2 separate regions of the Mus musculus genome follow, and region 1 is linked to region 2. A link is a loop called in an ENCODE intact Hi-C map of the cell type or tissue named here. Cell type or tissue: gastrocnemius. All regions are shown on one strand.

Region 1 (8,000 bases), 740 kb after region 2:
TGGAGGACAGTCAGGATGCAGACTCTGGCACCATGTTTTGTTTTTTTGGTTTTTGGTTTTTGGTTTTTGGTTTTGTTTTGTTTTTTGTTTTAAAGAAAGCATTGCTGACTTAGCATCCTTCTTTCTCCCTTACATTATTTTATTTTTTAATATGTCTTTATTCATTTTTAATTAAGAGAATTTTGTTTGTTTTTATTTGTTTCACAGCAGGGTTTCTCTGTGTAGCCCTGGTTGTTCTGGAACTCACTGTGCAGACCAGGCTGACCTTGAACTCAGATCCACCTGCCTCTGCCTCCTCCTGAGTTCTGGTGTGCACCGCCACCACTTTTTAAAAACTTTTATGTATATGAAAGTTTTACCTCCATGTATGTATGTACACTACATATAGGCCCACTCCTCACAGAGGTCAGAAACGTGTCAGACTCCTTGGAAGTGGAGTTTTGTGAGCTACCATGTGAATTTTTGGAACTAAACTCGGGTCCTCTGTAAGAGCAAGTCTGCTGAACTGCAGAGCTATCTTTCCAACCCTATTTCCTAACTGAGACAGGGCCTAGCACACTCCCACACTGGCCTGAAGCTAGTTACTGTTCTATATGATTCCCTTGCTTCCATCTCCTGACCTCGGGAGTTATGGACATGTGCCATGGTAGCTAACAAAGCGATTTTCCCCCTCAAGGCCTTGTCCATGCCAAGTAAGGCTGGACCACTGAGCTATAGCCCAAGGCCTGCTAGCATCTTTCCTTACCACATGCTCATTGAAGAAATTTAGAAATCTCAAAGCCTAAGAAGAAGAGAAAGGTATTTGCAGCCTCACTGCGTAGCACAAACACCGGTATTTGAGTGCGTGTCCTCAGCTGAATGCTTACAGATGCACACATTCATCTGGTTTTATAACTGTGAAGGATGCACACTTCTGGATGTATCTGTGAGGGTAGTGTTGAGAGGTTTAATCGAAGAGGGAAGACCTGCCCTAAATGTGGGCAGCATCCCATGTACGTGCGTCCTGGAGTAAGAGGAAGGGGGAAGAAGGATGCTGCTGACTTGGTACCAGCAGTCACCTGTTTCTCCTTCCTCGCTGTGATGCAGCTTGACCTGGCCTGGCCGCTTCATGCTTCCCCACCCCGGCGTTCTGTGACCCTCAGACCCTGAGTCTGTGTTTCCTTCCCTTCTTAAATTGTTAGGTATTTGGTCACAGCAACAAGAAAAGGAAACTAATGTGGGAGTCGGCTTGACCTTGTTTTATAAGCTGTAGGGTTTTTTTTTCTTTCTGTTTTCATGTGTGTATGTACATGTTTTCATATGCATGTGTGTGTGTGTGTCTGTGTGTGTGTGTGTGTGTCTGTGTGTGTGTGTGTGTGTCTGTGTGTGTCTGTGCTCGCACATGTACATGTATATGGAGGCTCAAGATTGTTGTCAGGAGTATCATCCTCCATCCGTCTCCCACCTTATTTAGTGAGGCAGCATCTCTCAGTCAAACACAGATCAGAGGTATGGACCGATCTCACTAGCTGGCTTGTTGCGGGGTCCTCTGTCTCGGCCTTCCAAGATTGGAGCTATAGGTGGGCCATTATGTCCTTCAGGCATTTATATGAACTGGGGTCCTGCAACTCCAGTCCTCACCCTTGTGTAGCAAAGGGTTTACATACTGAGCCATCTCCCCAGACCCCTTGGCCTGTTTCTTATGGTCAGCAAACAGTAGCTTGTGAATGACTTTGTACACACAAATATCTCTGTGACACAGTTATCCATTTTGTGAGATGATTTCCAGAAGGTTGTGTGTGTCTCGCCCGGTCAACAGAAACAGCAACACAAGTTCAGAATCTCATACATTTGAGGTTGCATGATGCTTTGGAGTTCCTGCCCAGCTTGTAGGCAGCAGGGTATCCTGCCGGAAGTATTTCCATCCTGTGCTTTGGTGACTGGGCCCTCGTGCCCACTGAGCTAGGCACACTTGGACTGCTTAACTCAGTGATCTGGGCCCTGTCCTTGGATATTTGAGTTAGCAAACCTGCACTAGAAAATGTGCATAATGAAAAGGTAATATTATAGGTCATTTATGTCAGCTCATTTTTGTTGAATGCAGTCTCATCGTTGCTAGGGGCTATTCCAGATTACAAGTAGTGTCTGAATAAATGCATTGGTGAAAAGGATGGTGAAAATAGCAATCGCTTGCTCTTGGCTGGGTGAGAATTTGGGCACACTCAGCCGTGGGTAACACTCATTTGGTATGAGTGGGGACTCCAGCCCCCTAGACTCTGACTTGGGTGAAAGGTGGGGTGTTTCAACCCTAGGGAAAGGGCTCTACAGCTTTCTGAGAGTGGCAGCCTCTCCAGGTAGCCCAGAGGCCCAGGAAGAGCTCCTGTCACTAGAGTCAAGGCTGGAGTGGCCTCCCCGAGGGTGCGAGGAGGCAGGATGCCCCTCTCCTGGAAATGGAGTGATTTACATTTGGCATCTGTGCGGACAGAGAGAGGGAATTGGCTTTGTAATTTCTCCTGTCATGCCGCGCCATCAGGAAATTAAGCTGTTTACTCTGCAGACTATGGAGGTTAATGGCTCTTCTGGGAGAGGTCAAGTGGTCATTTTGCAGGGAGGCTGCACCGAGGAATCGGAAACGGCAGGAAAACGAAGCATAAAATCTGAGCTGACTGCTCTTCCACTGTGGCCTGCGTCTCCAGTAGCCACAGTGGCCCTCAGTAGCTGGAGGGCCCCCCGGGCTCTCCTGCAGTGGGCCACACGGTGCCAGAAAGAAAAGAAGACTATATCCTGTCACTAGTGAAGGGACATACATTTAAGATGCCTGTTCGCTATTTCCCTTAAAGTGTTTACGGCCAACAGTTGGCTTCAGGTAGATTTTTGATTTCCTAAATGAGTAAGAAATAGAGAAATTGTGGGCTCTATAAAAAGCAGCCCAGATTCAGTTTAAAAAAGTAAGAAAGAGAATGGGCAGGGGTGAGAGGGTAAGTAGCTTGTTGTTGGTAGCATGTGTGAGACTCTCGGTCTTGGTTCCATTCTCAGCACCATATAAACGGAGGTGGTGGCGTACACCTGTAGTTCCAGGACTTGGGGGTGGAGACAGAAGGATCTCTGTGAGTTGGAGGCCAGCCTGGTCTACATAAAGAATGCCAGGCTAGCCGGGCTACATAGTTAAGAGCCTGTTTCAAAAACAAGCCTCCGCTTGTTGAGAGGGGGGGGGGGGGCAAGGTTTCCATTTTGATTCCCGAGACTCCTTCTCCTCTGGCTCAGAAGGCCGGGCTTTGGTGAGTCCAGATAACCTGAAGTCCTTTTTACTTTCGAATAAACTTCTAGATCTGGGGCCAGCAGAGCTGTGGTTCGAGGACTCCTTAGGGGTGCCGTTTCTAAATGAGAGGGGCCTGTTTCCATCCACCCAGTCTCCGGGATCCTGTATCCATCTGTCCCCAGGGCAGCTTGGAAATCCCCAGAATCCTCGGCTGAGAAACAGCTGCGCCTGTTCCAGTTGTGTTGTAGAAGTTTCTGTTTGCTTCCTGGCAAACGCCTCTGAGCTGAGTTAGGTCTGTCCCTGCTCTGTCCTCTGCCCAACCCACCTCTGCCCACCCTCTCCTTCTCCTGGGAGCTTCCTCTGAGCAAGAGTTGTAGCCTCTGGGCCCGTGTGCAAGGAAGATGGCCCATCTGTGGGTTTGGAGGTGGCCTAGTGTGAAGCCCATCAGGTGCTCTAGTGATCCCAAAGTGCTCCCTCGGTCTTCGGACTCCTTCCCCTCGCTCCATGTGAGCCGCCTCCCCTCAGGACACAGCTTGTCTCTCTGTCACTTACTCGCGCAGCTCACCATCTTTGCTCTCACAGTTTCTCTGTGAGTCTTTTTGCATCTCTTCTATGCTGGGAGCCAGGGGTGCATGCCAGGTGCCAGGTCCCAGGTCGTGCAGGTCCCTGAGCCCTTCATAGAGTCCTGGACTGAGACTAAGCCACCTGCCACCCAGACAGTGCAGCTCCAGCACCAATGGCTCCCTCTGCTGGACAAATACTGTTTATCCTTCTCCAGTTCTTTGAAGCTCTGGACCTGGCTAAGGAAATAGGCATTATAGTTTATTGTAACAATAGAAAAAAAATAAAGCTGTGTGTGTACGCATGCATGAATGCCTGGGTATGTGCGTGCGGGCCTGCCTGCCTGCTGCCTGCCTGTGTGTCAGTAAGTGTAAGCATGCTCGTGCCAGGGTAAGCATGTTTGAGGTCACAGGTGTGTGTGTGTGTGTGTGTGTGTGTGTGTGTGTCTGTCTGTCTGTCTGTCTGTCTGTCTGTCTTCCTGTGTCTGCCTGCCTACCTGCATGTTTGTTTATAAGTGTAGGTGTGCTCATGCCAGGGTGTATGCATGTAGAGGTCACAGGACAACCTCGGGAATCACTCTTTATCTTCTACCATGTTTGAGACAGGGTCTCTTTGTTGTTTGCCAGGCTGGTTTCTGGGGCTTTGTCTGTCTCTGCTTCTCATCTGTCGCAGGAGTGCTGGGACTGCAGACACATGCTACCAGGCCTGGCTTCATGTGGGTTCTGGGGAACTGAAGGTCCTCATGCTTGCTTGGCAAGTGTTCTACTCACTTAGCCACCTTGTCAGCCCCAAGAAGCCTTTTAAGAAAATTTCTTCAGGGCTTCAGAGATGACTTAGTGGTTAAGGTTGTTGGCATGCAAGCAAGAGGGTTGGAGTTTGGATACCCTGGACCCACATAAATGCCAGCTGGTGTAGCAGACTGCCTGTACTTCCAGGCTGGTAGAGATGGGATATTCTAAGAGAAGGATGGCTGATGCAAGACTAGTGCTATCAGCAAACCCTGAGTTTGACTGAGACACTACTTCCCCCCAAAATTACAGTGCAAAAGTGGCCCAGGGAGCTTGACACGTAGCCTCAGGCTTCTGCATGTGTGCACACATGCACCACACATACATGTCACTGCTCTAGAGACCGTGGGACTAGGAGGATGGGGAACGAGTCAGACTAAAGCCACATGCAATTGCCTACGTTATTCAGAGCATCTGACAATTTATACTCTGAGGGTTAAGAGAAATCACATGAGTAACGTTTTCATGAGTTTGAAAGCTGCATACAATCATGAGAACAAGCTACACGTGGCAAAAATACATTCTCCATAGAGGCTTATCAAGTATGGCTTCAATGTCTAATTGAGTAACAACAGCAAGCAAGAATGAGTATTGGAAGTAACCTCACTCCTAGCCGCTATACCTGGGAGGAGCACAAAACACTTTCCAAGAATAATTCCATGTTTTGAAGAAATTGAGGTCATAGAGTCTTGTCTTGTTTTCTTGGCATTTTCTCACAAGCACTCAGCGTTCTCACGTGACTCCATTCCTGGACCGTGTTCCAGCACATGCACATGGAAAGGTGAAAAAGAAAAGACATTCGTGAGATCGGATCTGCTATGTATCCTCAGCTGACCTAGAGTTCACAATCTTCCTGCCTCAGCCTCCTGAGTGCTGGATTACAGGAGTGACCCCACCAGGCCTGGGGCTTGTATTATTTTACCACTGAGCCTCCTATCTCAGGGCCTCTGTCTTAGCTCCACGAGCAGCTGTTTATAGTAGTCGTCTCCAGTCTTTTGGTGAGTGGTGTTTGTGTTCTAGGCATTGTGTAAGGAATGGTGTTGTTTATGTAGTGTGTTACTTTGCCCTAGATATGGGTGGTTTTGATTGCTTTGACTATGTCACAGGCGAGGAAGCTGAGGTCTAAAGGCTTACATAGAGCAAAGTCACTTTTAGAAATCAGAGAAGGAATTTCAGTATTGAAGACAGCCTACATCCCCTGTTCTCGGATCCTCAGCTCGCATGCTGAGTTAATGTCCCCTGGACGGAGAAGGAAGGGAAGACTGACGTGGGTGCTCAGACTCCCCTAATAACTCAGAACTTGGATTCCTGTGCCATTTTCTGGGTTTCAGTGAACCTCATCTCTGGAGGGTGATGGCTAAGCCACCTTCTTGCCTCCTTGGTCACGTGGCTTTGCTCAGAGAGCCCCAGAAATGGATGACATTGCAGCTAGGACTCTTATGTACCTCGAGGGAGGCCTTGGTCTGATGTGGATGGGCTGTGGGTCTAAGCACTGGGGCTAAACCGAGGAACCCTCCGAGGAGCTGAGCCTGCGCTGTCTCTGGGAGGTTGGGAAGACATTCTTGTCTCAAGGAAGCAGCTGGTGCCTGTGAAACCTGGCACCTTGCCTGACCCCAGCTAATAGGGATGTCGCAGGCTGCTGTGGAACTAATGGAGCACTCTCCTCAGGCAGCAGTTAGGGGTTAATTATTAGCAATTAGGGAGTCAGCACATGCTCTGGGGGGGCTGCCGTCCCTTCCCGAAACACGGGTCACTTGTCTTCCTCTGTGTTAGTAACGGGATCCATCTGTCCCCCTTGGGTTCCTGGTTAATCATTGTGGTAGGGGTCCCTACAAGGCCAGCAGCAGGGGGCTAGTGGCTGAATGACCCATGATGCCCCACTGCCGCTGGCCCTCTGCTTCTGCCATGTGGCCTCTGTCGGTTACTCTCAGCATGGCATCGGGACTGGCCTGCACCTGTGGCTCTCTGTGAACCCCCTTCCCTTGTGCTCTCTTGCAGACGCTATTACAAGGAGACCTCTGGCCTGATGCTGGACGTTGGAGGTTACATGAAGGCGCTCGAGGTACCTGCCCTGGTGCTGCCCCAGGCCCTGGCTTTCTGGAGAAGATGGTGTACTTTATAGACAAGTAGCCTCTCATGTTTCTGAGTGGAGCATCCTGTGTGGGGCTTGAGCCACACCCCCGTCTCCTCTGTGGAAGTAATGGAGGTCTCTCCTCAGGCAGCAGTTAGGGTCCATTATCTTGATCATCACACAGTCATTATGTATGTATGTGTCATCCCTCTGACCCCCAGCCAACCTCTGGGTGCTCTTTCCCAGCATGCTCTTCACCACTCTGACTCATGGCTTTAGTGTCTCTTCAGATCACCTGCTTCCTTCCCAGCCCTGTAACCCCTCAGGCTGTGTGTCCTCCCAACTCCTCTCCTGAGATGACTTTCCAGGTTATAAAGCCTTCTGTGGCAAGACCTCCAGAGTCCACTGTGACTGGCCTGTCAGTTACCCCTGCCCAGATTCCTGCTAGACCATGTCCCAGCTCCACAATAGTAGCAGCCCCTGTCCACCTGTGCCCAGGCGAGAAGGGTGAGCAGGTGGGTGGATTGAATCCTAGACACACTTAGGAGGGCCTTTGATCTACTTGGAGGTGGGTAGCAGGGAGAGGCAAGAGATGGGATTGTAGCTGAACAGGCAAATGAGAGCCTTGGTCTCCTGTCCCTTGGGAGACTCGTGGTTCTGCTAGGTAAGGTATGCCACTTGCTGTGGGCACTCTTGAAGTAGGCGGCAGAGCTGGAGGTAGGTGTCCTAAGCATTCTAGGCAGCAGCCTGTTGTGGAGTTGTGACACGCTTGCCTGTGAGAGGGTTTGAGGCCCATGGCATCCTGATCATCATGAGGCGGTCAGTCTTTCCATGTGTGTCTACTCCCGTGTTCCTGATCTGAAACTCATACTGTGTCTTCTCTTTGCCAGTATGCCTGTGGTATCAAGGCTGAAGTGGTGGGGAAACCCTCCCCTGAGTTCTTCAAGTCTGCTCTACAAGCCATAGGGGTGGAAGCCCACCAGGTAGGCACAGCAGAATTTCCTTTCTTCTTTACATGTTTAAAACGACATTTACTTATTTATATACTTATTTGGGGTATGAGATTGTGTGGGTTCCGGGAACCAAACTCAGGTTGACAGGATCAGCAGCAAGTGCTAACACCCGCTGAACCATCCTGCTGGCCCCGATCGTTTCTCACCGTGAGGAAGGAGACAGTTTCTTACCATGCAGCCCAACAACTGGGTCACACAGAGTCTTCACTTCGAATTGTTTTTGTCCTTTAAAATACTAATGCTTTCCTTCCTTGCTTTCCATGTGCGTGTACATGTACATGTGTATAAGTCACAGGCACACATGTGCCACAGTGTGCATGTGGAGGGCG
Region 2 (8,000 bases):
ATTCACATCCCACTAGTCAGATCAGAAGGTCGATAAGGAAGCTTGGAAAATGAATCTAAACATTCTCAGGAACTGGAGGCCTAAGACCGCAAGCAGCAGGCATCCACAAGCAATGCGAATTATTCAGGAAGTATCTAAGGCTTGGTCACTGGGATGAATGAGCTCATACCAGCCAATGAATTTCCATATTTGTATCTCTTCCCTAGCTATAGAGGCCAATGTAAGTGTCCAAATGGCCCATGTGGCTCCTACAGGGGTCCACATTGATCCCTCCATTCCCCACCCAAGCCTTCTCCACACCCTTCTGATTGAGGCCCTGCCTGGCTTCTCTTCCCACTCTGCTCTCAGCATCCCAACAATCACTGCTCAGGCTCCACTCTGTCTCTCTGGCCCTCCAGCCTCTCCTGGTTACTCTTTCCTCTTCTCATGAGCTCTTGTGCCTTTTGACTTCTTCAAACATTTTCCTACCCTTGATCCTTCTCTATGTCTTCCTGCATGGAATATCCAGCTCCTCACCCAAGCACATTGCATAGACTATAAATATATCTAAATAGGACATATGTGTGTATACTGTGTATATTTTGTATCTATTCATCTATTCTCCTACCCACCTCTAAATCCACCTATCAACCCATCCAGCCATCTACCAATGTACCTACTCATCCATCCATCATCCATCTACCCCTCTATTCATCATCAATCTTCAATCTACCCTCCATAATCCATCCATCCATCCATCCGTCCGTCCGTCTGTCCGTTCGTCCATCCATCCGTCCATCCATCCTTCCACCCACTCATTAATCTCCAAATAAAGCATATGTGATCTTTCCCTGCCACAGACAAACCTCACTTGGGTCCTCTATCCATGGGTGAAACGGGTTCTGGTTACAGGTGGGCAAAGAGAGAGTTGGCGAGAAATGGCAAACAAATACAGACACTGAGAGAGTGTATATCTGAATGTAATTTGTCTCAAAATGAGCATCAGTTTTATATAATACAGAAAACAGAGGAGTAGGATATCACAGCAGGCAAGGTACATTGAAGTATCTGACACAAAACAGAGGAATGCCTTCAAAGGACTGGCAGGAACCAACTGGGATAAAATCAATGTTAACAACTGGGATCAAAAGCAGCCCCACCTAAGGTCAGCTTAATCTTAGCAGTCAGGGGCAAGGGCTTCGTGCCCTTGCCATAGTTCTAATTCTAGTCTATTGTATAGTCCACCTCCCCCCTAGGACATTGTAAATTCCTGTGTATGGGTGTAACTCAGCTATCTATAGTTCTAAGTATCTACTCTGGTTCCTCCTTAGACCACAACCTTCCTTCTTCCTAGATAATGGTAAATTCCTGCATATGGGAGTAACTTGGCTATTATTCTAAGTGATTGTGTGTGGGGACTTTCTAATAATAAGTAATGTAGTCTGCCATACCTGACTGTAATGAAGACTCTAAGTATACTTTGCTAAGCTTGCCCTGAGATTCTAACTCTAGGTAGGAGATAGTAATGCCTGATTTCTTTCACTGTCTCTCTTACAATACTAGAGGCAATTCTGAATGTCACTAAATAGGCAACATTCTTACTGAATTCAAAGCTCAAGGACTGCCTAGGACTGGTGAAGGAATATAACTTAGCTATATGTCAAAATCAATCTTTAGAGGCACTTATAATAAAGCAATATTAAGGGAGAGCACACAGATCCATTTACCGACTAAAGCAAGGACAAATTTGGAGCATTCGTCATTATAGGATGCCACGTTCCTGGCGACTGTTTCCGTGAACTTTTCGCCTCGGGACTGTGTCCAGGCTTTTGGCTCTGTCACACGGGTCACTATTGGAGTGGATGTGGCATTTCCCCATGATATACTCCTAGGCTCATCTTCTCTCTACTGTCCCACTGTCTCACTAATCCTTTAATCCCATAGTGTCATGACCATGGTATGTCAGAAACATAACCATGTTTGTGCTTTTCCACAATACCAGAATTTTTTTTTTCAGAAATTTTTGTATAAAAATAAACTCACAAGTTTTGGTGATTTTGTTGGCAACAACTTACAAAGCAGTACCACTTACCTTAGCCCTCCTCCCTTAGCCCTCCTTAGACAAACACGGGTTCTTTATTTTTAATTTATTATTGATATTAATTCTCAGATTATATATTGCACACCAAACACTAAGTCTCTCTCTCTCTCTCTCTCTCTCTCTCTCTCTCTCTCTCTCTCTCTCTCTCTCTCCCCACACACACACACACACAAATTCTACCATCTATCTATCTATCTATCTATCTATCTATCTATCATCTATCTATCTATCTATCTATCTATCTATCTATCATCTATATGTGATTTATCTATCTCTACCTGCCTATCTATCTTCTTCCTCTACATCATTTGTCTATCATCTATCTATCTATCTATCTATCTATCTATCTATCTATCTATCTATCTATTTTAGAAAATGACTACAAAGGGTTAGAGTGCAAAGAGGCTTGAGAAACAGTGAAGCCACCTTATCCAGAAGTCAGAGGCCATGGTACAGTGCCTTCTGCTTCTCCTTACAGGGAGTTCTGTGAAACCAGCTAGAAAGTCCTCCAGGACCTCGGCTGTCAGCAAGATGACCACTGAGGGGAGCCCTTGAACCATCAACCATGAATGTTATTGTCCTAGTTTCAGGTCGTAGTCCCACAGCCGCTTGGATTTGTGGCTGTCCTTACACCTGATGTCCTTGAGTTTGCCTATGATGCAGCACGTCTCCTTTCTCCAGGTGCAGGACCAGAGTGGACAACCCAAGGTAGAGGAGCTGGGCTCTGCCACACAATTCCTGTGTGACTCTGAGCAAGCCATACATTCTCTCTGGGGCTGTCTTCTTATGCCAGTCAGGATCCTTGGGAAGGGGCAAACAGAACTGGCTCTGACCAGCTGAAACTTTTTGGGGCAAATGCCAAGGATGACAGAGATGGAGCAAATCAGGAAAGAGCAGAGAGGGGCTGACAGCCAAGACCCAACAAGGTCGTCTCAACGGAGATGCCTTGCTTGTTCTCACTGCCTGGCTAGCTGCTGTCCCTGCTGAAGAACTCTGGAACAACCCTGCCCTCTTTGATCCTGCTTCTCTGAGACCCCCATCAGGGTTCCTGTCCTGGTTGAGGTTGCCTGGCTTCAGAATCTGTACATGGATGGTTCTAGAAACAAGCCAGCTCCCAGGTGGGAAGGGCTTTGGACCTGATAACTACATGGGACCAATATTTGTCACACTCCTTACCTGTGCAGTTAGCTCTAGGCTAGCCTAGCTTGAAGAGCAGCAATAGCAGCAGAAGTGAGGACAGCAATGTACCTGATGTCATGTCCTTGGTGATCCTGTAGTTCACACCACGTATCAAACATTGGCCACAGTCCCTGATGGTCATTAACTCACCAAACACTCAAGAAACTCCAAACATAAATCTGATCATGTTATGGACAAAGAAAGTGGGTGTGGTGGTCTGTTTTCTTTTACTATACTGAAATACCCAAAGCTGTGTCATGCCTAAGAAAAGAGGTTTATTTAGTCAGGGGTGTGGTGCTGGCTCACTTTTGCTTCAGCTCTGAGTGAGAACCCTACAGTGGGAAAGTAAAAGGGGAGCTGTGAATGCCCACCACAGGCTTGTGTTTGAACACTCAACCCTGGCAGATGGTGCCATTTGGGAAGGTTGTGGGGTCTTTAGGAGGTAGGGCCTTACCGGAGAAAATGTCTCAGGGGGAATGAGGTATGTATTCAGGTTTACAGTCAGGCTCAGCTTCCAGCTCCAGTTTCTGCTTCTGCTGCATAGTCTGTGGAGATGTTAGAAACCATGCCACAAGTTCCTACCAGTGTGGAACGCAGGAGCCAGCTGCTACGCCATCCCTGCTGTGAATCTATGAGCCACGTAAGTCTCTCTACCTTAAGTGGCATCTTCTCAGGTGTTTGGTCACAACATTAAGAAATGTAACTAGTGCAGAACCTCAGAGGACTTTGGGATGTCAGTGGAACTACAAACCCTCTTAGTTATCTCTAAGGGGAGATGAATTCCCCAGACTCCAGACCCTACCTCAGGAAGGTTCCATTGCCTCTTAGTGGCACTTCAATGGAGACCAAACTTCCAACACAAGCCTCTGAGTTCACACTTAGACTGCATCTATACTTAGCAGAGAGTTGAAATTATATCTCCAAGGTCATGCGCCTAGTGAGAGGCATTAGGGATAATTCCAACGCAGGCATTTGGTTCTCTTAACCCTATATTAGACTGCTACTTTGGGTACAGAGACCCTCGCTACCCCAAAACCCCACTGAAGGGCGAGCATGAGTCAGCGTGGGGCATACATACACACACACACACACACACACACACACACACACACACACACACACACATATATAGTCTCTAGGGTTTAAAATCTTTTCTGTCTGCTAAGGTGAGGCATCCTGATTTTCTGAACAAAAGAAACATCAAGAAATGTTAGACAAACACAACTGCGTCTGAGGGAGAGAAGTAACATTTCATCTTCAGACATTACACCAAGAAGTCTGTGAAATGAGAAAAGCCAACCAACATTCACTTTCAAAGCCCTTCAGGGCCTCTGACAAAAACTCCTCAGGCTTTCTGAGGAAGTTGGCAGTGGAGCGTCTTTACAAGAGATTCACCACTTGGGGGCAGACTGGGCCTTGTGGAGAATATCAAGTTTGGGCTTGAGAAGTGTCTCAGCCTAAAAAAAAAAGAAAGAAAGAAAAGCAGGCTGTTTGCAGCCTGGCCAGGATGCGTGGCTCCAGGGACCAGAACTGTATTTTTATCTGCTGCTCATTTTTAGCAATCTGGTAGAAGTCTTCTTTTTTGACACACAAAAGGAGTTGGCTGCCTTTTGCAAGAAGGAGTCCCTGTTTAGGAGAATGGTCTATGGCTGGAGCTGCTCCTCTCAAGTTTGTCACCAGAGCTGTGCCCTTAGGGAGATCACGTCCCTCTTCCTCCTCCTTGCAAGCATAGCTCTGCATTGCCTCTGGTAGGCCAAATGCCTTCCTGCTTCTCAGCTAAGCTGGACAGCTTTGTCATGGTGATAGACCCTGGGCTCCTACAGCTACCCATCATGCTTTGGGCTGGGCTGAGGACCTCCCATTTGGGCAAATGGGGATGAGTATTAGGTAACATACTCACCCTCTCATGCCTGTCCCCCCCAATAAGCTGACTGGGCCTAACATGAGGTGGATGTATGCCTGAAGATGTTCCTGGCAGGCATTTGCTCTGCTCTAGGCCATTCCTAGAACTTTGGTTCCATCTGGGGTCCAGCCCTGAGAAGGGCAAGATCTCATTTAGAGGAAGAGCTCAGCTCCCACAATGCCTCCTTCCTTCCCAGCTCTAGACCCTGGTACGTATGGGCTCCTAGTTGCCACCCACTCAGGTTCCAGTAAGGACCACAGCATGGCAGGGTGGAAAGCTGTGCTTTCCTGCCCCCCAAGCTTTGCATGAGAATCTTTCGGGTCCCTGGGGTCTGGTGAGTTGAGTGAGTGAAGTAAGGCTGTGTGCCATGTGCCTCATGGCCTAACTTACACACCTTGCTATGTGTGCCTTTCCCTCAGGGATGCAGGATTTGTTTGTTTTACCGTGGATATTCTTAGAAAGATTATAGCTGGCTCCAGTAAGGCAATAGGCCCTGGGGGAACTGCAGGGAACAGAGCAGGACTAGCATTCCATAAAGTGTCCCAGGGATGACACTACCCACAGTGGGTTGGACCATCTCATATCAACCATTAATCAAGAAAATGATCTACAGACATGTCCATGTCTGATGGAGGCAATTCCTCAGCTGAGGTTCCCTCTTTGTAAGTGACTAGTTTGTGACAAGTTGACAAAAGCTAAATAGAAGACTGTTACAAGAACCCTCAACAGGGCTCTAATATATGGACCTGGAGGCATGTCCTTCCTTCAAAGTCATCAAATGCCTACTATGGGTGGTCCCAGCCACTGCCTGTGGGAAGCTTAGAGAGCCAAGGACCTAGTACAGTTGCTATACTATGGCTTGGTCTAGAATGTAAGAGAATTGAGGGGAAGATTGTGCTGTGCTTTAAATGTTCCCCTTGCTCTTTCCACTTAAAAGAAGTACATATTAGATTCATTTGGTAAGAAGGATTCCTAAGTGAGGAAAGGCCCCACCAGACTGGTCTGTGGGAAAGTCTGTGTGGGTGGTACCACTTCTGGGCTGGTAGTCTTGAGATGCATAAGAAAGCAAGCTGAGCAAGCCATGGGGAGCAAGCCAGTAGGTAGCACTCCTCCGTGACTTCAGCTTCAGTTCCTGGGTTCCTGCTTTGAGTTCCTGTCTAGGCTTCAGTGATAGAATATGACATAGTGAGAACTCTTTGATAAAATTAACTCTTCCTTCTCCAAGCTGCTTTTGGTCACAGCATTTTATCACAGCAATAGAAACTTGACTATGACAAGGGTTTATTTTGGCTCGCAGTTTGATGGTACAGTCAGTTCATCACGGTGGGGAAAAGCATGGTGGTTTGACTGTGAGGCAGATGGTCACTCTGACTCCACAGTCAGGCATCTCAGAGAGATGAATGCTGGTACTCAGCTTGCTTTCTACTTTTTATTCAGACTGGGACCCCAGCCCATGGAATGGTGCTGCACAGTTAGAATGGCTCCTCCCACTTCTGTTAACTTTTCTGGAAACTCCCTCTTAGACATGTCCAGAAGCTTATCTCTAAGGTGATTCTTGATTCTGTTGAGTGACTTGTAGCTCACCAGTTCAGCTAGGCTGGCCAGGGATCTTCTTACCTTTGAATCCCCACGCCTGGGGTTACCAATGTGTAGTATTACTATGCTGTACTTAAGAAAAGTAAAACAGGCTCTGGGGATCAAACATGGAGCTAGACTGGCAATCAGAAATCCTCAGAGACCCTCTTGACTTTGTACTAACCCTAACCCTAACCCTAACCCTAACCCTAACCCTAACCACTAACCCTAACTGTAACCCTAAACCCTAACTGTAACCGTAACCGTAACCCTAACCCTAACACTAAACCCCAAACCTAACTCTAACCCTAACCCTATCCCCCCCACCCCCCGTAGGAATAGCACTCAGGATCCGCTAGATGAAGAGGAGGCTGCCATGCCCATGGCAGAGGGTAGCTAACTAACATCAGCACCTGACCATTGCTTGGCAAAGGCAGTCACATATCCCTCCACAGATAGGAAGCAAGAGCTAGCTAGGATAAAGATGCAAAGATTGGGGGTGGACATAGATCCTCCCAACTGATTCCCTAGTTGGGGACCCAGCAGACCCTTTCTAAAGGCTGAGCATTTCTTTTGTACCACCCCCACCAGTACTTCCATGAGAAACCTGTCAAAATAAATTACATATTATAGATTCTGGGGAGTTGGGGGACCAGCTGTTACCAAAATGCTTGGTCTAATTTTAAGTTGATTCATTATGCATGATTAATTCCCAAAGTCCTGAGAAAGAGAGAGAGAGAGAGAGAGAGAGAGAGAAGAAAGAGAGAGAGAGGTGAGCCTAGCTCCCCTAGCACATGGTTCAGTCACACTGGAAACATGTCTGAGCTGTCCCTTTACCCCATAATTGCTGCTGCTGCTGCCATCTTAATTTCCACTCTGTATCAGGAGATATTTAGATAAACACAAATGCGAAGACCTTAGTTTATTTATAAGTTTATTTATGTGTGTAGGTATATGCATATGCTTGTGTATATATGTGTATGGATGTATATGTGTGTATATGTGTATATGTATGTTTATTATGTATGCATATATATATATATATATGTTTGTATATGTGTTTGTGTGTCTGTTTATGGTGTGTGTGTGTGTGTGTGTACAGGTGTGTATGTGAGTGTGTGCATGTGTATGTGTGTGTGTATGCCAGCACTTTCTTACGTATCTAACACTAGATGTTCCAGGATAAGCTGTTCTATTCCCTGCTGGCCCTGGAGCCAGTCATTTCCTTGGGAAGTTTCTTTTCTTATTGAGCACAGCATTAGA

The links. A loop is a pair of places that touch in the nucleus more often than their neighbours do. Peaks named below come from ENCODE experiments on the same cell type or tissue, not always from the same donor. Only the 100,000 strongest peaks of a DNase experiment are listed, where the experiment ranks them.
Region 1: it touches region 2 in a loop (8-fold over the local background); 5 of 42 quality-filtered maps call a loop at or near these places.

What each region holds. Positions count from the first base shown.
Region 1 is chr7:132,634,939-132,642,938 of GRCm38, forward strand. Lhpp (phospholysine phosphohistidine inorganic pyrophosphate phosphatase) reads left to right here. Exons shown (of 7, transcript NM_029609.1): 4 at 6,586-6,649; 5 at 7,549-7,641. Among named protein-coding and RNA genes, the nearest start is that of Lhpp, 28 kb to the left of the region's middle. In gastrocnemius, a CTCF peak has its summit at 3,984 (motif pointing left); DNase peaks (open chromatin) are centred at 3,659, 3,930 and 6,190.
Region 2 is chr7:131,894,849-131,902,848 of GRCm38, forward strand. No RefSeq gene overlaps it. Among named protein-coding and RNA genes, the nearest start is that of Gm34725, 65 kb to the right of the region's middle. In gastrocnemius, CTCF peaks have their summits at 2,625 and 4,647 (motif pointing right); DNase peaks (open chromatin) are centred at 2,638, 2,947, 4,668 and 5,015; H3K27ac peaks cover 644 bases.